4 separate regions of the Mus musculus genome follow, and all the other regions are linked to region 2. A link is a loop called in an ENCODE intact Hi-C map of the cell type or tissue named here. Cell type or tissue: heart. All regions are shown on one strand. Region 1 has its middle 32 kb from the start of Scgb1a1. Region 2 overlaps Ahnak (AHNAK nucleoprotein (desmoyokin)). Region 3 overlaps Scgb1a1 (secretoglobin, family 1A, member 1 (uteroglobin)). Region 4 has its middle 13 kb from the start of Scgb1a1.

Region 1 (5,000 bases), 63 kb before region 2:
GCTTTACAGTTACAGAGCTTCACAGCCACTTGATCAGTTAGTGGCAGGTGTATAATATGAACCCTTTTGGCTCCAAAACCGCATTCTTTGCAAATTCTAGAGGCACCCACTCTGCTTAAAGATCCATTATGCAAAATCCACCAAGAGGGTCTGGGAAGACAGTTTCATGGGTAAGGGGCTTGGTCCAAATGTGAGGACCAAAATATGAAACCCCAGAGCCCACACAGAGCCTGGTACAGTGGGACACCTTTGTTGACTTTTTTCAGCCTTTTTAAAGGGGTGTTTTGCCTGCACCATATTATGTCTGTGTACCATGTGTATTCATACAGACCCCACAGAGGCCAGAAGAGGATATTAGGTCCCCAGGAACTGAAGTTACAGCTGGTTATTAGCCATCATGTGGGTGGTAGGAACAGAAGCTGGGTCCCTGCAAGAGCAGCCAGTACTCTTTATCTCTGAGCCATCTCTCCAGCCCAGTAGTGTGGTTTTGCAATCCTAGTGCTTTTCCAGGGAAATGGAGTGTGGAGACAGGAGAGAATCCAGGGAGTTCTCAGCCTAGCTAGCCTGCTGTGCATAGTAGGGGTAGAGTTGGGGTGTGGGGGGAGACTGTCTCAAACAAGGTAGAAAATAAGGAACAACACCAGAATTTGACCTCTGAACTCCACACATATACTGTGTCACACACAGTCTCTCGCTCTCTCTCTCTCTCTCTCTCTCTCTCTCTCTCTCTCTCTCTCTCTCACACACACACACACACACACACACACACACACACACACACACACACACGATGATGATGAAGTTGTTATTTATTCTCTAGAGGCTTGCCTCTGCAGGTTCCTTCCCAGTTCTACACAATGTGTTGCCAATAATGTATCTGTTTCAACTATAATTTAACAGCTGTACTTTCCAATGAGTCTATTATAATAGGCTCACTACATCTCTGTACACACCCCATGCTCAGGCTGACTAGTATCCCTTTAAACTCCTGACTACCTGTCTCAAACCGCCACCTAGCACTACCTTTGTCAGCAAATTCCCTTTCTCCTTTTGCATACCGATGAACCCACACCCATCTGTTCCCACAGCCTGCCTCCCTCCAGATCTCTGCTTTCAGATTACAATCTCACAGATTAAGCCACCAAGAAAATAGAAGCCAAGATGAAAGGCTATCTCATCTTCCTTCTATCCAGCCTCCACCTGTCTGCCTTCATCCATCTGGGTACTCTCCCAGCAGGCCCATTCTTTGATGTAAGGAATGACCAACCGCCCTGCTTTGCTGGGGCTAAGGGTGTTCCTGAGATCTGGAATTCTTCATCTTAAAACTAGACTTTCTTTTGTTTGTTTGTTTGTTTTGTTTTGTTTTTTTGACACAGGGTTTCTCTGTATAGCCCTCGCTGTCCTGGCTGTCCTGGAACTCACTCTGTAGGCCAGGCTGGCCTTGAACGAACTCAGAGATCCGCCTGCCTCTGCTTCCCAAGTGCTGAGATTAAAGGCGTGCACCACCACTGCCCAGCAAAACTAGACTTTTAATGCTATAGCTGGGCAGGTAACTAATTAGCTTTGCTTTCCATACAAGGGGAGGTGCACCCTCCTGTGTACAAAAGACTTCCTACCCCATCCCTTGTCTCTTTACCAGTACTAGGGACAAGGATCCTATCATCCTGACTTCTGCCTCTTCTATCTTTCTGTCTCTGCTGAATCATCACTCGAGCAGGCCACAAGTTTTAATATTTGCCATCTTAGGGAAATATATATGTATCCTGGGACTGCAGAGATGGCTCAGTCATTAACATCACTTGCTGCTCTTCCAGAGGACCAGAGTTCAGGTTCTAACACCCACATCAGGGACTCAGAGAAGCCCTGACTCTTCCTCTTATGCCCTCCACTGGTACCCACACATAGACACAAAGATCCACACATACACACATGAATAAAAGTAAAAGCAAATAAATAAATTAAATATTTCCCTAGCCTCAGCTTTCTCTTCTTCTACTAGCTCATTTTTTAGCTATCCTCAGCAGATTTACCTGTCCTCAATGAATCTCTGCTTCTCCTCAAACCTCCATTCTCTTCTCCCCAAGAAAACCTTCATCACCACTGGGGCCAAACACAATGTATGTATTTGAGCTACAGGTTTCAGAGAAGTCAGCCCATGGTCACTTAGCTCCATCATTGGGCCAGACCATGTGGTAGAGGACAGAAGTAGAGGGAAGGAAATACAGGAAGAGACCAGAGAAAGATAAGGAAGACACAAACAGACAGATGACACTTATACTCTAAGACACCTTATATTCTCAATGTCTCAGAATCCACACTTACACACATGAATATATTCTACCACAGACTCCAAACATGTATCTTGAAGTGGTTGAGTCTACCAACACTGAGGAAATGACACTAGAAGCCATGATTGGCTTGGAAAGGACAGACGAACAGTTGCCAACACCCCCTGCTACAAGTCCTCTGCGGTACTTCTCCTCAGAAGGTGTTCAGTGACTCAAGTTTACCATTTTGCTTCTTTGAACTTCAGTTTAGTTCCGAAAACACTTCCTGCAGACTTATCTCCCATCGGGCTCCTTTAACACTTGAGAGGTCTCAGAGACAAGGACTTATAGATGAGTCTCAAAGACATGGTTCCTGTCTCTAAGAAGCATGGGAGACAATTATATTAGTTGTGTTAATTATATCAAGATTAATTAAATTCGTGTAATCATGCTACAGAAAGTGCTACAGTTGAGGGTGTGTGTGTGTGTGTGTATGTGTGTGCCTGTGTGTGTGTGTCTTGTGTGTGTGTGTGTCTGTATGTGTGTCTGTGTGTGTTTTCACATGTGGGAGTCAGTTCTGTCTTTCAACCATGTGAATTCCAAGTGTTAAACTCTGATCATCAGACTTAGCACCATTACCCACTGAAACCATCTTGCCAGCCCAAGCAACAGCAATTGCATCACTGTAGATGGAACAATTCTTTCTGATGTCTTGCAAGAGTCTTGCACTGTAGGGTACTTAGCAGCAATCCTGCCACCACGTACTAGATGGCAGTAGAAGTCCCCTTGTGAAAGGGGGAAACCCTCCTGTGAACCGCATGTTGGGGAATGAGGAGACAGCAGAGAAAGACATCATGTCTGCAGTAGCAGACAGACACTGAATCTGGAAAACCCTATAATAGCCCCATCTGAGGCTCCTCTAAGCTCCTCCTCTGGAGAAGGGAAACATTAGTAAAATCTAGATCTATCTCCATATCCACAAGGCCTCATAAAATTAAGAAAGCACCTTCCATCTAACTTCTTAGCAAAGAGAAAATTGTCATTTTTAACCGACAGAATCAATATCATTTTTACTATTAACTATGTAACTTCCATTTGCCTGAACCACTTTAGTCTAAGACTGAGGCTGAGATCATTTTAACCATGATTTCCATGATGCTGGCTCTGACCCCTGACAGCTGCAGTAGGATCCTAGCCTCCCACAGCCCACTTCTCATACACACATTTACATGGATGTGAGTCCACATACATGTGTATGCATACAAACATGCATTTGTAAACCTCTGTGTATATATGAGTGTTTTGTATGTGTATACATACACAAGCATATGTGTGTACCTATATAAACACAAGTGCATGTGTGCATGTATGCATACATACTGTTACACGTACACAGGCATGCATCCACACATACACCCATAATTCCACCATTCAGGAGGTCAAAGTACAAAGATCACATTTTTGAAGATAGACAGGGCTCACATAGTGGGGCCCTGTCTCAAAAAATAAAAACAAAAATCAAGTGCCAGGAGCTCACTCACCCACACTGAACCTCTCCCACATTTTTTGGTTTTGTTTTTGTCTTTTCATTCTTATTCTTATTTTGAGACAAGGTCTCATATAGACTAGGCTAATCTGAAGTTCACCATGTACCCAAAGATGACTTCAAATTCTTTTTATTCTTTTTTTTCTTTTCTTTTCTTTTTTTTTTTTTTTAGTTCTATGCATGGTTTATTTAGCTTAACATCGTGCTATCAAGTTCCAGTTTTTTCCTACAAGTGTCACAATTTCATTTTTTTCATTATGGCTACATAAAACTGCATTTCTTTTATCCACTAATATGTTAATTAGCAGCTAGTCTCCTTCCATCTTCTGGCTATTGTGGATAGCTCAGCAGTGAACAGCGATGTGCCTGTAGATATTGGGATATATTGACTAAGAGTCTTTTGAATAAATGCCAGGGAGTAGTGCAGCTGGGTCATTTGGTGGTTTTATTTTTAGGTTGTTCGTTGATTTAGAATATTGTGCTATCTCCACAATAGCTGCACAACTTTGCATCCCCCAATTGCAGTAAACAGAGTTTTCCCTTTCTTCACACCCCCACTTGTCATTTGTTTGCTTCATGACAGCCACTCTGACTGGTACGTGATGAGATCTAAAAGGGATTTTAACTTAAATTTCTCTGATAGTTAAAGATTTGACTTCAAATTCTTGATCCTTCTGCCTCTAACCCCCAAATTCTGGTATTACAGATCCATGCCTCCTTGTCTATGTCTGTCTGTTTATTAGAGCCTATAACTCCAGGCTAGCCTGGCTCTCATGCAAGGCCCGTTTCAACCTCTCAGATGCTGGGATTATAGATGTGAGTCCATGCCATCTGTGTGTGGATGCGATGTGGCTAGCTGCCTCAATAGCCTGCCACCATGACTTCTCTATCACTGTGCCTAGAACTGTGAACCAAAATAAGCTCTTCCTTCCTTGTATCCTTTGCAAGGAATTTGCCACAGCAGCGAGGAGAGTGAGGATACAGCCCTATTCAAATACTTCCCCTGCAGGCTTTCACTTCACATTCTGACCCGACTCACCTAGGCCAGCTTCCCACACTGTCCTCCTACTGCCCCGTAAGGCCCCTGTTCTCCAGGCACCTCCACTTTGGTTGCCCTCCCTGGGTACCACAAACCCCATCCTCCTCTAGGATCTCCATTACCCCATCTTGTGAGCTACCATTCATAT
Region 2 (5,000 bases):
TCTGTCTGCTAAGCCAAGCCCTAGAACCTCAATGGCTGAATAGGCCTGTACCAGAAGGACACAAGGAGTGGATCTGCATAATACTCAGGGAAGAAAAAAGTCCTCCGCCTACGTCAGGGAGGGCCTTAGTAACTGAACCTTCCATCCTCCTGCACCCACATGCTCTAACTAACCTGCCATACACACGAGGCCAGGGACACGGAGTTTCCATCCCAAGAACATAATGACTCATAGCTAGGATTAGAGATCTCCACCAGAGGGAAAGCTCTGACACTCCTAACCAGGTGAGGGGTTGGATAGTCAGAGAGACACACCCGGAAGGACGATAGATATGCTGTCATAAACACTCCCCAAAGGGAAAGAGAGAGCTGAACACTGACCTGCCATCAGTAGTTAAGCGAAGGAGTTCTAAGATCTCTCAGACACTGAGCCAACAATCAAGCAGCGTTCACTAGCCAGTACCAGGTCCCTGACACATATACAGCAGAGGACTGCCTGGTCTGGCCTCAGTGAGAGAAGATGCACTTAACCCTCAAGAGACTTAAGGCCCCAGGGAGTGGGGAGGCCTGACAGGGTGGGGAGTGGGGAAGGGTGGAGGACATCCTCTTGAAGACTGGAGAGGAGGAATGGGATGAGGAACTGTTAGAGGACGAGGACGGGCCTGGAGGAGGATAACAACTGGATTGTAAAAAAAGATTAAAGATAATTAAAAAAAATTCTCACCAAGAAAAAAAGAAGAGAGAGAGAAGGAATTCTGCAGAACCGTGCCTGCCAGGACTGTGCCACTGTTATCCCTTTCTTAGGGTCTCATCTCGTGTACAAGCACTCCCACAGGGGTGAATTAACATCATTATTTTAGGACTATGGAGACTAGCCCCAATCTAACAGTCTTCATCCAAGCAAAGAGATCAAGACGCAAATATACATATAGGATGAGACACATGGGAAACCACAGAGAAACACCCATAAGGCAAACAAACACCCAGAAGCAAGTCCTGTGCTGGAGCAGGAGAGAATGAGCCAGAGGGAAGCACCCACCAGAAGAGGGCAAGAAGCCTTGCTCCTGCATTCCACCAGCCTCATGACGACCCTACCTAGGCAGAGTTGTAGGTACCCCGGGCCCAGCATTTAAGGAACCTTTATTCTGGGTCTCTTTGAGACTGTGTCTCCAAGAGGCAGGAATCCTAAGATTTTCAAACGCTTGAACTCTCCAGAGCCTAACTCTGGATCTCTCTTGGGCCAACGTGGAAGACAAGAGATGCTTTTCTCTCTAGCACTCAACCTGAGTGGGATCAACAGAACCCACATGGTAGAAGAGAACTGATGCCTGCAAGTTGTCCTAAAAACATTTATACATGTGCCAAAGCATGAGGATGCACACACATGCGTACACACATGCACACACACACAGACACACACACAAAGCATTTATAACAAAACAAGAAAAACAACAAACATTTAGCAGAGACAGACATAATGGTGCACACTTAAAATCCTAGTACTTAAGAGGCTGAGCCAGGAGGATCACTGCAAGTTCCAGGCCCTCCTAGGCTATATAGTGAGTTCAAGGATAGCCTTGACTACATGAGATCCTGTCAGAAACAATCAAAAAAACGTTATAGGAGTAAACCTCATGTCTCATGTCACCTAGAATCCTCAGGAGGCTAAGACAAGAATATCTAAACTTTTAGGCAAATGAGGCTACTTAAGTAGAGGATGGGACAGGGAACTTTCCACTTATGGGAGGGAAAGATCAAAGAGAATTAATTAAACCAACAAGACCCAGATGACCTGGATATTGGAGGGATATTCAGAGAAAGACATAAGGGGGAAACACACACACACACACACACACACTACACACGTGCAGAAGCTCACAGAGACCCTTGTCAATTCCATCTCCCACCTTTCCCAGCGTAGGCAGTCCTCTTGGTAAGCTTTATGGCTCACAGCGGGTATCTGCCACCTGTCCACCTGGTACTCAGATCCCAGGGTGTGCACCTTCCACTGTGTCTGTCCTTCGAGCGTCAGCCATGCCACCACAACTACCAGAAGGACGTTTCACCAGCCTCCTTTAGCATCCCCCTCCCCAGCATGCTGGGTTTTGCTCATTGACTTCTAGGACAGCCATAATCAGGACCATAACTGCTTCTTGGTTTCCAACTCCTTCTCTCGACTCGGGCCACACACGTTTCCCCACAACTCTTTAGAACAAGTGGCAAGCCCTAAAGCTCTAAATTCTCACTTCCAGCAGGAAGGGAGAGTCCCTCTCCCTCCCCTAGCTAAGGGGCCCTCCACCTCTCCTAGTGACAGAGACTGAAGACAGCATTGTATTACCCAGTGGAAACTTCCCCATCAGGGCACAACACCAAGGAAAAATTGGCCTTAGACAGAACTTCTGAGATTAAAACACCAACTCTAAGGGCAGTGTCCTATGGTTGGGGAACCTGAGGGAGAAGTTTGTTGTTGCCTTGTGGGGTAGATTACAGTTTAGACTATACCCTGTGCCCCACCCAGCTCCCTAGTAAGTGCTGCATGTTCGCCCCCCAGTGGTCAAGCCATGTAGCAAAAAGACTCAGAGCCAGGTCTTCAAATGATGGCTGCAATGCTCCCTCCCACTCCCAGCCTAGCCAGGACACGTAGCCAGGATCAGCTCCAGGCACTTCCCCTTCCCCCAGAACCTCCGCTCCAGGCCCCAGGGACCAGGCAGGATGCCGCTCCCTGACAGGCCGTATGCAATGCTTTGCCCAGCTCAACCTCCATGTGTGGGGACTATACTCCCAAGACTGCCCTATCCTCCTTGAGGGCCTCTAGGTCATGGCCTGGACCTGTGCAGGACAAAGGAGCTCACTTGAGTCCATAAGTGCAGTCTCCATACACTGACATGGAACTTGTACCCCAGAGTAGTCAATCAGTCACTGCCTCTGCCCTCCAAGTCCCGGGAGGATAACAGAGGTGACATATCCAGGTTTACCACAGTGTGAGGACCCCATGAACAGGACATCCTCTCACAGGCAATAACACCAACTTCACTGAAAGTGAACAATGACTCCTGTAATGCAAACAGTGACGGGCCCAAGACCAATTATTTGAGCTTTAGCACCAACGGAAACTGGGGCTAGGAAAGAGAAAGGGGGAGCTTCGTCAAAGTACACAGACATTTCCGCAGAAACATTGCCACAACAACCCCCGTTCGGACACTTTTTGGACACACTCAGACATGGACGATACTATGATCAAGAAGGCTTTGGAAGCCGGCCAGATGATCCAATGGTCAACTCAAGGAATTGCAAGTTCCTGGGAGCCCTGGCTGAAGCCTGAAGGGGCCCAGGTGTATTGCACATTCTAAATTGGCAGCCACCTCCCTTCCTCTAACCCAAGTGAATATAAGCACGTGGTCAGCCCAGCCCCAAGGAGAGAAACTTGGGGGTGTCCAGGCAAAGATCCCTTCAGAAGTCGGACTAGCTCTCCCAGTTTGCTTCTCTTGTCTGTCTCCAGGCAGTTCCCAAGTTCTGAAAAAGGTAGTGACCACACCCCAGTGCCCAACACATCCTCCACTCCCACAGCTTTACCCCAACCCCTCAAACCAGCTCCTCAGGCTCAGAGTGGTGTGCTCTGCCAGAACCCGACAGACAGTTCCAAGTGGAGCGTAAGGCCTGTAGGGCTCTGAACCTCTAAGCAGAGCCTCTCTAGGCCTGAAGTGAGCTCCCCGGTCTACTCTTTCTCTCTCTTGTCCTTTTCTGGACTTGGAGCTGTGGAGTGCTAGGCCAAGACCCTCAGGGTATCACTGCTGACTTCCAAACCATTAGCACTAAGTCTTGGATGACTCACGTGCCTGTCTCTCTGAATGTCCTGGTTCTCTTCACAATGTCCCTTTGCATAATCTCTTAGGGACAAGAGCTTTAGAAAGGAGTTCAGACATCTTCCAGATGTCATCCCTACGCCCCCCTCCAGTCCTTTACTAGATCAGCTCCCTTGTTCCCAGTTCCTTTCCCACACTCCCCTTGCCCCATAACTCAGCTCAGGCCGAGGAAGTGGCCCTTAAATGAGGGGTTCCCTTCTACTGCACAATCTGCACACTCTACAGACCAGATACAGGCCTGCCCTCCCCCACACCCCCATAGTTTTTCAAGAAAAGGAAGCTACTAGTTCATTCAGCTTGGGAAAAGGAAAAGAGACCCACCCTACCCCCAGAGACTTCCCTAATAGGGCAGGACCAAAACAGTTCTACTCACCTAAGCCATTCTCAGTGTGGGGAGAGGCCCTAAACATTGCCCACATTGCCCATAGCATCTTCCTGTGTGCCCTCCCCTCTCCCAGTCACCTATGAGGACAGTATCATTGATATGAGGACATGAATCATTGGATCTTGTGAATTCATCCCATCTAGTATACGTTAGGTACAGTAAGATGGTTCCTGCCATTGCTAAAGTTTAAGGGCAAACTGTTTCAAAACCATTTGTTGGGAGTCCTTTTTCTCCTGGGAATTCCAGGTCACTTTCCAAGGATCCCCCACCCCCATCCCCCCAACTACCTCCAGAAGCTTTTCTGCAAATCCCCTCCACAGAACAGGGACATTGAGACAAGTACCCCTGGACACGTGTGTCCTCAGAGACAGCCTAGGGCCACACCCTGCCAAACCAGGGTGCCAACCCAGACATCATGCGCACAATCTTCTGTGGTCACATTGTGCAGAAGTGACAATAGAGTGAGCAGGCAAGCACACACACACACACACACACACACACACACACACACACACACATACCAGGGACACTACGTTGTCAAGGCTCCACTCCATTTGACTTGTAGGATATCCCCGGGTCACCCCAAGAGTCTTCAGTGCTCATCGCCATGTACAGCTAGCCCTGATGTCAACCCAACGCCACCAAGGTTCTGCGTCCCCCAAATCTGCCTCGGCACTGAAAGGGGCTCCAGCCAGAGGAGGCCCAGGCTCCCGCACACTGCACATCCCCTCCCTGCATGGGAAAGCCTTACAT
Region 3 (5,000 bases), 90 kb before region 2:
CATCATGAAGCTCACGGTATGCAACATCTGTCACTCACATTGATTCTAAGTGATTTCCCAAGCACAGTGTCATACCATTTTGGGGGTTACAAAGGCAAATGAATATCTTGGCCATGTACCCTGCCTTTTTATTTGTTTCTTTTGGGTTTTTGTTTTTATTGTTTGGTGGTGGTGGTGGTATGTATGAGTGTTAGATGGGGATTCTGTGAGCTAGTCTCACTGTCCCCAAACTCCTGGGGTCAAGTGTTCTCCCCACCTCAGCCTCCTGAGTGGCTGGTACTACAAGCTTGAACCGTGCACACCCAACTCCACTGATTTTTTTTTCCATAATAATTTTGATATTTTATCTACTTTGTGTGAGTGTGTGTGTGTGTGTGTGTGTGTGTGTGTGTGTGTGAGACACATGTGGAGGTCAGAGGACAATCTTTAAGGAGTTGGATCTTTCCTTCCACCATGTGGGTCCTGTGGATCAAATTTAGGTAGTCTTTGAGAAAACCATCCAAGGCCTTCTTTTTCTTTTCTTTTCTTTTCTTTCTTTCTTTCTTTCTCTCTTTCTTTCTTTCTTTCTTTCTTTCTCTCTCTCTCTCTCTCTCTCTCTCTCTCTCTCTCTCTCTCTCTTCCTCTCTTTCTTTCTTTCTCTCTTTTATTAGATATTTTCTTTATTTACATTTCAAATGTTATCCTCTTTTCTAGTTTCCCCTCCAAAAATCCCCTATCCACTCCCCCCTGCTCCCCAACCCACCCACTCCCATTCCTGGTCCTGGCATTCCCCTATACTAGGGCATAGAGCCTTCACAGGACCAATGGCCTCTCCTCCCATTGACAACGGACTAGGCCATCCTCTGCTACAAATATAGCTAGAGCCACAAGTTCCACCATGTGTTTTCTTTGATTGGTGGTATAGTTCCAAGGAGCTCTGAGGGTACTGGTTTGTTCATATTGATGTTCCTTCTATGGGTCTTCAGTCCCCTTCAGCTCCCTGGGTATTTCTTTGGCTCCTTCACTGGGGACCTTGTGCTCTGTCCAATGGATGACTGTGAGCATCCACTTCTGTATTTGCCGAGCACTGGCAGAGCCTTGCAGGAGACAGCTATATCAGGCTCCTGTCAGCAGGCTCTTGTTGATATCTGCCTAGTGTCTGGGTTTGGCGGTTGTTTATGGGGTGGATCCCCAAGTGGGGCAGTCTCTGGATGGTCATTCCTTCAGGCTCTGCTCCTAACTTTGTCTTTGTAACTCCATCCATGAGTATTTTGTTCCCCATCCAAGGCCTTCTAACCCTCAATTCCTCTCAGAATTTACTGTGGCTTTTGTCTGATAAGTCTCTGCACCACTACTGCATCTACTTCTGAGGTTCACTCACTATTGGGGGTGTGGGGTGTTTCTTTATTCTAGGAGAAAATCCTAACAAGTCCTCTGTGTAAGCAAGATTTAAGATTCTGAAGCTCACTGGATTTCAGAGATATTCTACTGCTAAAGCCTTGTCACTGCCCTGTGTCTCCTCGGCTCCTCGGCTTCCCCACACCAACCCCTCCTTCCTCTTTGCAATAAACTGCGAGCATCTCACCTGCCTGTGTGCAATGGTCTTTTTCTGTACCTGCTGGAGCCAGAGCATTGGAGCTGGAGTGAGTGAAGGGAACCAGAAGTAAGGGAGGACAGCTGAGTCCTGCCCTGGTGCCACACAAGATCCCACAAGTCCTCCTTCCTCTACACTTCAGTTATTTGCCATCAGTAGACTGCAATGCCCTACCTAGTAATAGAATGTTAAGTCCCACCATCTATTCAACAGCCCTAGCCTAGCTTGTCTAAAAGACCTGTAATACCATCCCTCCCTCCCCATGTCTGGTCCTAAATGTTACTGGATTCTAACTCCATCCTCTGGGCTACACTATTCCAGCCAGGAGCCTGATAGGCATCCCTTAGCCCTTCTTTGTCCAATCAACCGAGACCTCTGGGGTCATTCACTCCTTCAATATCTCCTGGCCACACCATCATCCCTGGCTGCTGCAATCCCAGAGGCCCCTTTACAGGCTGCCAGCTGACTAACTGCTAAGCAATTCAATGACCATGCATCCACCACAGGGAGTTTGATCCCATGTAAAATCTTAGCAGTGTTCCCACACTCCAGTCTTAAAAGCATACGGACCATAAATGTTCAAGCTCAACACAAGACCCATGACAGCCCTTGTCTCCCCCTTCTCAATCCAGACATCCCCTCTCTTCGACCTTTAGTTCCTAAAAGTCAAGCCCCACCTTGGGACCTTTTTGTACTGGCCACACACAATATCCGCTGCCCAAAAAGATGTTGATTGGTTTAGAATTTGTCCTAACATCAGCGAGCCTCCACTGGAGCCGGGCCACACCATCCCAAAAGGTTGAAAAAAGAGTAGAGTTGGAGGCGTGTGCAGAAGAGCTGTATGTAGAAATAGAAAGGGAAGAGGCAGAGGGCACCGGAACAAGGAAGCTATGGAAGAGAACGCCAGCCAGCCAGGCAGCCAGTTCAGCGCCTAGAAGCAGCTACATGGGCGGTTACGGGCCACGCCTGCTCCTGCGTCGTGGCCACCAGGGGGCAGTGTAGTCCATGCTACCGCCCCCTGCGAGTTTGAGGACTAGACCCCGCACCAACCCTTTGACTTTTGGGCGGGGCAGATGGTGAGAGTCATTCTCTAGCATCGATTTTAAATCGTTTTATCTGGCCTCTAAAGCTTTATTTGGGCAGAGTTTGTTTGCTTGTTTGTTTGTTTATTTGTTTGTTTTTGTCAAAATTCTGAGGAAAAACCCACCGAAAGGCACACAAGTAGTCTAGCACGGCACACAAGTAGCACGGCTGAAGCCTTCCAGTGACCGGCCAGTCCTATTGGAATTAGGAGTAATTCCACTCCCACAAGACCTCAAAGGCCATCCTGACATATCTAGACTCTGAGATGGCCCTGAAGACAGAGAGGACCAAGAATTGGTCCACCTGCCTGGTTTTAAAGTCCCATAGCAGAAACTGCAACCTTACAAGCTTTGGCTTGGCAGACATTAGCATATCTCTTTTATTTCTCACACAACCCAGAGCGGAGGCCCAGCTCCTGCCCTACTGATGGTAGAACCTCCCACACAGGACTCTTCAGGGTCAGTAAACTAGGGATAATGATGAGAAAAGTCCACCATAAACACTCATTTGTGTACACAGCACTAAAGCCACCACACCCACTCCTTCATTGTCTGCCAGAGGAGGGGCTGGGATTGTAAAAATTCCAGGGCAGGTCAGGGGGACCAGTGATTCCAAAAGAGACTATTTGTGGCAGGCTGGGCCCTGGTGGCGGCCCACTCCTTCACTCCCAAGGCCCTAGATTCTTCTGCATCCAGGTCATTCTGTCTAAGGTGCATATGTGGCCTCCCTCGAACTACCCACCTAGGTGAGCATTATTTAAATGGACAAGGTCCAAGGTCATAAAAAGTTGCGAATTTTAACGACTTATTCACTGCTAAGAAAGTATTTACCTTGCACAAACACAATGCCGATGACTGGGAATAAAAGGAAATACAATTATATTGCAGTGAATCTCTGCCTTAGAGATATCTGCTTTGGCAATGTGCAAGAATGTGTATTAGCCCAGAGAAAGGTACATACCTTAGGTTCTTCAAATGCAGAGAGTACTAGGAAACGTAGCTATCAGGAAACTGTTCGCTGTGCAAACATGAAGCCCCATGAGCACCCATGAGAGCTGCTGGGCACGAGGTGAATCTACGCATGCGCGTGCGCGAGTGCATGGCCAAATGCAAAAATGAACTGACTACAACCATAGAAAAGGTGAATTATCTGTGCAGTGTAAATGAAATTGGAGAAAAATAGGAAGTGGCCATTGGGATTTTGGTTTTTTTTCCCTGACCTGCTAAGTTAATATCTTGATCCTGCTAGTAGGCCAAGGTCCTGCCCAGGCCAGCATAGTTGGATGTTGTTGATGATGTTGTTTTAAGGAACCACTTGCTAAAAGTGGTGTTTACATTTCAAAAATAAAGAAAGGCTGAGTGTAGTGATGCCTGCCTTTAACACTCAAAGGCAGACAGTCTGAGTTCTAGGTCAGCTAAAACTACAGAATGAGACCATCTCAGGAGAGAGAGAGACAGAGAATCTATACTTCTATTTCTATAATCAGCCATCCTCACTATGAATATGCCAAACTAAAACATAGGAGGCAAATACACACTTCCTGAATTTGAAAAGTATTAAGCTCAAACTATGAAGATGATATTTTAAATGTTTCTGAGTCAAAAAATAAAAATAAAAAAGATTAAAAGCAGCATCTAGTGATACACACCTGTAATCCCAGCACTTGAGAGGCAAAGGCAGACGGATCACTACAAACTCAAGACCAGCTTTGTCTAAAAATTCAATAGCCAAGCATAGTGGTACACACCTCTAACCCTGGCATCTGGGAGGCAAAGGCAGACGGATGGCTGTGAATTCGAGGCCAACTTGGGTATGTAGCAAGTTCCAGGCCAGCCCAGAACTATTTAGTGAACTATGCTTCTGCCTCAAAAAAGGAAGGAAGGGAGAGATGGAGGAAGGAAGGAAGGAAGGAAGGAAGGAAGGGAGGGAGGGAGGGAGGGAGGGAGGAAGGAAGGAAGGAAGGAAGGAAGGAAGGAAGGAAGGAAGGAAGGAAGGAAGGAAGGGGAAGGGGAAAGGGAAAGGGAGAGAAGGAGAGGGAGAGAGGGAGAGAGGGAGAGAGGGAGAGGGAGAAAGAAAAAAGGCAAGGAAGGGAAAGAAAAGAAATTTAGCACTCTTAATTTTAACATTCATAACTCTGAGGAACCTGGGGAAGAGAAAGGTCATATTTCTTGGTGGCTTTGTGAAGAAAACTATGAATCTGGGTGAGGAAGAAAAAATTAAAACTATGCTACCCGCATCGTCTGCAACCACAGGAATTTTAGCCTGGAACGTCTCTACAGAGGGACTGCCTGCCATTTGCAGGCTCAGGAGCTTAGCCTGTTAGAACCTGGATCCATTGATTATC
Region 4 (5,000 bases), 81 kb before region 2:
TAAATTTGAAGCCAGCTTGAGTTTCATTATTTTGAGACCATCTCAAAATACAAATAAGTACGCAAAACCCATCATGGTGATCACAGAACAAACAATGCATGACAAAAGTTTATTGGGTAGGTAAGAAGAGAGTCGCCTATACCCACAGCTGCCAAAGCCCACCCTAGATACGAAAATAAGCCCACATCCCATCCCTTGCAAGCAAAGAAAGGGCCCGTCAAACTTCTGCCACAGCCTCTATCCAGAAGCGGCTGTAGCTACAACTGTGTTTGCTCCAAAAAGCCACCTCAAAGAAGGCATCCCTTTAACTGCAGGTGTTTGTTTCCTTTGGCATGGCAAGATGTGATTTCCCATTTTTAGAACAATGCTCCAAAGAACAATCACAAAAACAACCTCCAGTGGGGGCAGTTTTCTTCCTGGCCACTGCTACAGCCCTGTAAAACAACAACAGAGATATTTTATTATATTATTATTATTCCAAACACTATTCGCATCTTTCCATCCTGTTCAGTCTACGTGAGCTGGAAAAGGCCTCCTCACCACCCCAGCCCAGCAGAACCTTGAAACAGTAGAAACCTGCGCCTAGTAGAAAGCATTGGAAATTCCTATTGTTCGTCATGTTTGGGTTTGGACGTACCTCCTTGTGTGGTTTCCATTCAGTAAAGACTGAATGGAAGCTGTAAGAAGTCAGTATGTGTCCTTTGGGTGCCCTGTACAAGCCCAAGACCAGAAGAGAACAATGTGTTCTAGAGAACATCCAAATAGCAGATGAAGGTGAGGAGCCAGGAAGAGAGCAGCCACCTCTAGCCTTAGCCATTAAGAAATCACATTCAGGGCTGGAGAGCCAGCTCAGAAGCTAAACCTGCTTCTTGCTCTTTCAGAGGATCTGAACTGGGCTCCTAGCATCCAAGTCAGGCCATTCACAACTGCCTGTCACTCCAGGTTAGGGAGCTCCAACACCTTCTTCTGGCCTGTACAGGCACTCACACCCACTGGACACTGAACCCAGGGCATTGCACACACTACTCATGCACTCTACCATTGAGCTACCTCCCCATCCCTTTGTAGATAAGGTCTCATTCACTAAGTTGCCTGGGCTAGCCTCCAATTTCAAGCCTCGTCTCTCAGGCCTCCTGAGTAGCTGGAGTTACAGGCACAATATAGTTCTTATTTCTCTTCATCTTCTTTTATCTGACTCTAGCAATAACAACTGGATTGTCATTTTAGTGAAAAGCAAGAGAAAGCGTGACTGCCTCATGATAGAGCTCATAGGGAAGTGATTGCCTGAGTCACTGGACCACCCAGTGTGTTATCCTCATACTGTCATGTGACATTAACAGCCACCCCTTCAAAATTCCAGAGGAAGGGTCCCTCACAGGGTGTGGCTCTTTCATAGTGAATCAGGAGATTGGGGGAGGGTGTGCCATCAATCTCTTTGTGTGGTCAGATTTCTGTTACTATAATGAAATAACAGGATGATTCTTTTATAAGGAGAAACACTTATCTGAAACCATGTGTTTTGGAGAAGATAATCCAAGATCTGACACACCCCATTCCATTGGGCCTTTGATGAAGCCAGGTGGCTGTTATAGAACTTGGGATTCATAGCCTGTCTGTGTCAGGTACAGCCACCGATCCCCAATAAGCCAATTGAAAGAGTCAAATTAAAAGTGGAAAGCAGAGAATGGCGATCATTCCATGTGGCCACACTGGGAAGGACAGAGAGATCCAGCCACCTCTGCTTCCAACCCTATCTTCAGAGTCTAAAAGTGAGATCAAAGTTTAGATAGAGGGCCAAAGACAAGCACAGCTAAGCAGTTCCTGTCAAGTTGTGAGCCCGCCCACCAAGAACCCATCTTTATTTGGGTTTTAGTCTCTTCCTGACAAGCTGTTAGGACTGAGTGAAATCTCTTTCTGGAAGACAAGCTCCGGCTCTGGCTGGTGGAACCTTTTCCTCTGCCCATCTAGAGAATTCCAGGAAATTCCCATTTCTTTGGAGCCCACTATTTCAGTAGTTTGAGAGTTAGATTGAGTGATACCTTAGAACAGCTTCATTTCTGCCAGGCCAGTTACAACTACAGGAGAATGAAGCAGAACAGTTCACCCCGTGGCCAGGAAGCAGAGAAAGAGGTAGTAGCTGAGGTCCCCCGATCTTTTCAAAGGGCACACCCCTAATAACCTCCCAATGGCACCCTGGGGAACAAGCCTTAAACACGTAAACCTTGTCTCAGGGAGCATTCAGCATCCAAACTGTAGCACTTCTCAGCGCTGGTTTATACTGAGGTCAGCAGCTTAAAATCTATTCACCCAAGCTGTAAGCACATTGCCGACACATCCATCCTGTGCCAGCAGCTCCTAGTCTCTCCCTTTTAAACACTGGCCACACATCCATCTTCTTCCTCTTTCATTCTTGTTCTTTCACTGCCATTTATCCACTACCTATAGAGCATTTACACACCCGTCTTTCAAGTCCTTCCACCTCCTCTGTCTCTCCTTCTCTAAACAGTGTCTTTCAACCTCAATGCCACTGAGTTCCTGGGCTGGATCACTCTCTGTTGGGCTAGATCACTCTGTTTTGAGCTAGAGCTATAGATAGAACGTACATACATTCTCCCTCCTCTTCTGTCAATCAAAAGGCCTGCGGGGAAAGTGAGGAAGTGTCTAGGAAGCAGGATCATCACTTTTTCAAACGTAAAGGGGCCTGAGATACGATCTAATACAACCCCCTCATTTTGCAGATGAGGAGACATCCTGGGAGGGGGAGGAAGAGGATGTGTCAGGGCCAAAAATGTGGGTGAACAACAGCCAGGCTAAACAGGAAGACGAAATTCCAGGCCTTGCAGCAGGATTTCCAGGCCCTTGCGGGAGGGGGGGGGGCAGGGATTGCTTTCCACAGCTTCTCTCTCTCTCCAAAACTTTCTCCCATTCCAGAAACCAGAGCGAGCAAGATCTGACAAGCCCCCAGCCCAAGAGTGCCAATGTCCATGCCTGCATCTCGGTGCCTGAGCTTCTTTTAGTGGACAAAGATGACCGCCGATCGCATCCAGAATATCTCATGATGACTCATACTGTGGTCACATCTCAGTGCAACCCTGTAATCATGACTAAAAGGATAGCCATGCCCTCTGACCACACCTGTCCCCACTGAAGACAATAGAGAACAAGAGATCCGGGAGGCAGCCTGGAATCAATGCCTGCACTGGCCTTTTCTCCACTAAGGGTTACAAGCCTGCCAGGGAAGCACGATACCACCTGAGTTACAGCTCCAGCTAAAAATCACTTTTAATTAAACTTAAAGGTTTTAAAAGTTAATCAGGAAAGTTGGGCATGGCAGGGCATACTGGTAACCATAGTACTTGGGAGGCCAAAGCAGGATGGTCACAGGTTCTGTACCAGCCTGGGATGCGTACTAAACAAATGGGCTGGCAAGATGGCCCAGCAGGTAAGGGCACTTGCCACCAAGCTTGACAACCTGTCATTGATCTTCAGAACTGACAAATGTAGGAGAGAAGTGAGTCCCAAAAGTTTTCCTCTAACTTCCACATGAGGGCAGTGACACATGAACACACACATACATGTATACATGAACAAATAAACAGAATAAATAATAAATAAATAAATAAATAAATAAATAAATAAATAAATAAATCTTCAATATAAACACCAGATAATATGAAACAAATGGTAAGAATATCACACTTCAGTGATATACATGTCAAAAATCCTGCTCACCTTCCCACGTCTATTATTATTATTATTATTTTCCCCCTTCCCTTCTCCATCTTGCTCCAGCCTCTCCCTCCCACCCCCTGCTCGCTCTGGCCCTGCTCACTCTAGCCCATAAGTTTTGTTTGTTTGTTTGTTTCTCATTATGGATGGTTGTGAGCCACCATGTGATTGCTGGGATTTGAACTCATGACCTCTGGAAGAGTTGTCAGTGCTCTTAACCGCTGAGCCATCTCACCAGCCCTCTTTTACTATTTTATCTAATTTTTTGAGACATGGCCTTGTGCTAGGGAAATGGCTCAGCCATTAAAGTCTAGGCTCACAACCAAAAATATAAGAGACATGGTCTTACTGGGTAGCCTCAAGTATCCTTAGAATTCACTATATAACACTATCTAACATTGAATTCATGAATGAGCCTTCTGCTTAAGCCTCCTGTATAACATAAGCTATACATCTAAATATTGTCACATTGTCATATCTTTTACTTTAAAAAAATGTGTGTGTGTGTGTGTGTGTAAGCTAGAAGAATACACTGGCCAGGCAGTGGTGGCGCACACCTTTAATCCCAGCACTTGGGAGGCAGAGGCAGGCAGATTTCTGAGTTCAAGGCCAGCCTGGTCTACAGAATGAGTTCCCAGACAGCCAGGGCTATACAGAGAAACCCCATCTCAAAAAAACAAAGCAAAAACAAAACAAAACAAAAAAAGAGTACACTGGATCCCCTGGAGCTAGAGTTCCAAGTAGTTGTGATTCATCTCATGTGGATGCTGAGACTCAGGGTCCCCTGGAAGAGCAGCCAGAATTCTTAACCACTGAGAAATCTGTCCAGGTCCCCTCCTCTGAATGTTGTTGTATCTTAAAAATGACTATCCTGTGCCCCACCGTGGCCTACATCACTCCTCACTCTGTCTTCCTGATCACCATCCTTACACGGTCTTTCTTGACAGACTCCCACAGACTGCAGACAGCATCACACACCCTCCAGCCCCTCTTGTTATTATACACATGACCCTATCATTTTTTGCAACCAATCTATTATCTGGTGATGAAAAGTGAACCCAGAAAGGCTGATAAATGTTCTAAACTCTACAACTAAAAGGCTAAGTGCAAAGAGAACAAGGAAAAAGGAAACTCCACCCCATTCCTTGGACACAGCCCTGGGCCTTCTGCCCCTAACTGGCCTTAAAGACCCTGGCTGTAGAAATGACAGACCCAGCCTAGGACCCTTCCAGGTCTGGTCCTTGAGCTGAAGCCGCCGGGCAATCTATGCC

Evidence for each region. Hi-C counts contacts between places; a loop is a spot of excess contacts. Peaks named below come from ENCODE experiments on the same cell type or tissue, not always from the same donor. Only the 100,000 strongest peaks of a DNase experiment are listed, where the experiment ranks them.
Region 1: it touches region 2 in a loop (6-fold over the local background); 6 of 42 quality-filtered maps call a loop at or near these places.
Region 3: a loop joins it to region 2, with 5 times the contacts of the local background. A loop is called at or near these places in 38 of 42 quality-filtered maps.
Region 4: it touches region 2 in a loop (5-fold over the local background); 38 of 42 quality-filtered maps call a loop at or near these places.

The regions. Positions count from the first base shown.
Region 1 is chr19:9,053,369-9,058,368 of GRCm38, reverse strand. It overlaps a transcript of Ahnak not described here. Among named protein-coding and RNA genes, the nearest start is that of Scgb1a1, 32 kb to the left of the region's middle. In heart, a CTCF peak has its summit at 3,037; a DNase peak (open chromatin) is centred at 3,005; H3K27ac peaks cover 473 bases.
Region 2 is chr19:8,990,577-8,995,576 of GRCm38, reverse strand. All of the region lies in intron 1 of Ahnak (AHNAK nucleoprotein (desmoyokin)), which reads right to left. Among named protein-coding and RNA genes, the nearest start is that of Ahnak, 3.8 kb to the right of the region's middle. In heart, no CTCF peak of the experiment used is centred here; DNase peaks (open chromatin) are centred at 2,616, 3,306, 3,536, 4,096 and 2 weaker places; H3K4me3 peaks cover 2,486 bases; H3K27ac peaks cover 3,543 bases.
Region 3 is chr19:9,080,204-9,085,203 of GRCm38, reverse strand. It overlaps Scgb1a1 (secretoglobin, family 1A, member 1 (uteroglobin)), which reads left to right. Exons shown (of 3, transcript NM_011681.2): 2 at 1-16; 3 at 1,393-1,562. The coding sequence ends at 1,440. Among named protein-coding and RNA genes, the nearest start is that of Scgb1a1, 5.3 kb to the left of the region's middle. In heart, a CTCF peak has its summit at 2,561 (motif pointing right); DNase peaks (open chromatin) are centred at 1,123, 2,057, 2,553 and 3,253; H3K4me3 peaks cover 765 bases; H3K27ac peaks cover 1,684 bases.
Region 4 is chr19:9,072,010-9,077,009 of GRCm38, reverse strand. It overlaps a transcript of Ahnak not described here. Among named protein-coding and RNA genes, the nearest start is that of Scgb1a1, 13 kb to the left of the region's middle. In heart, no CTCF peak of the experiment used is centred here; DNase peaks (open chromatin) are centred at 851, 2,819 and 3,129; H3K27ac peaks cover 1,346 bases.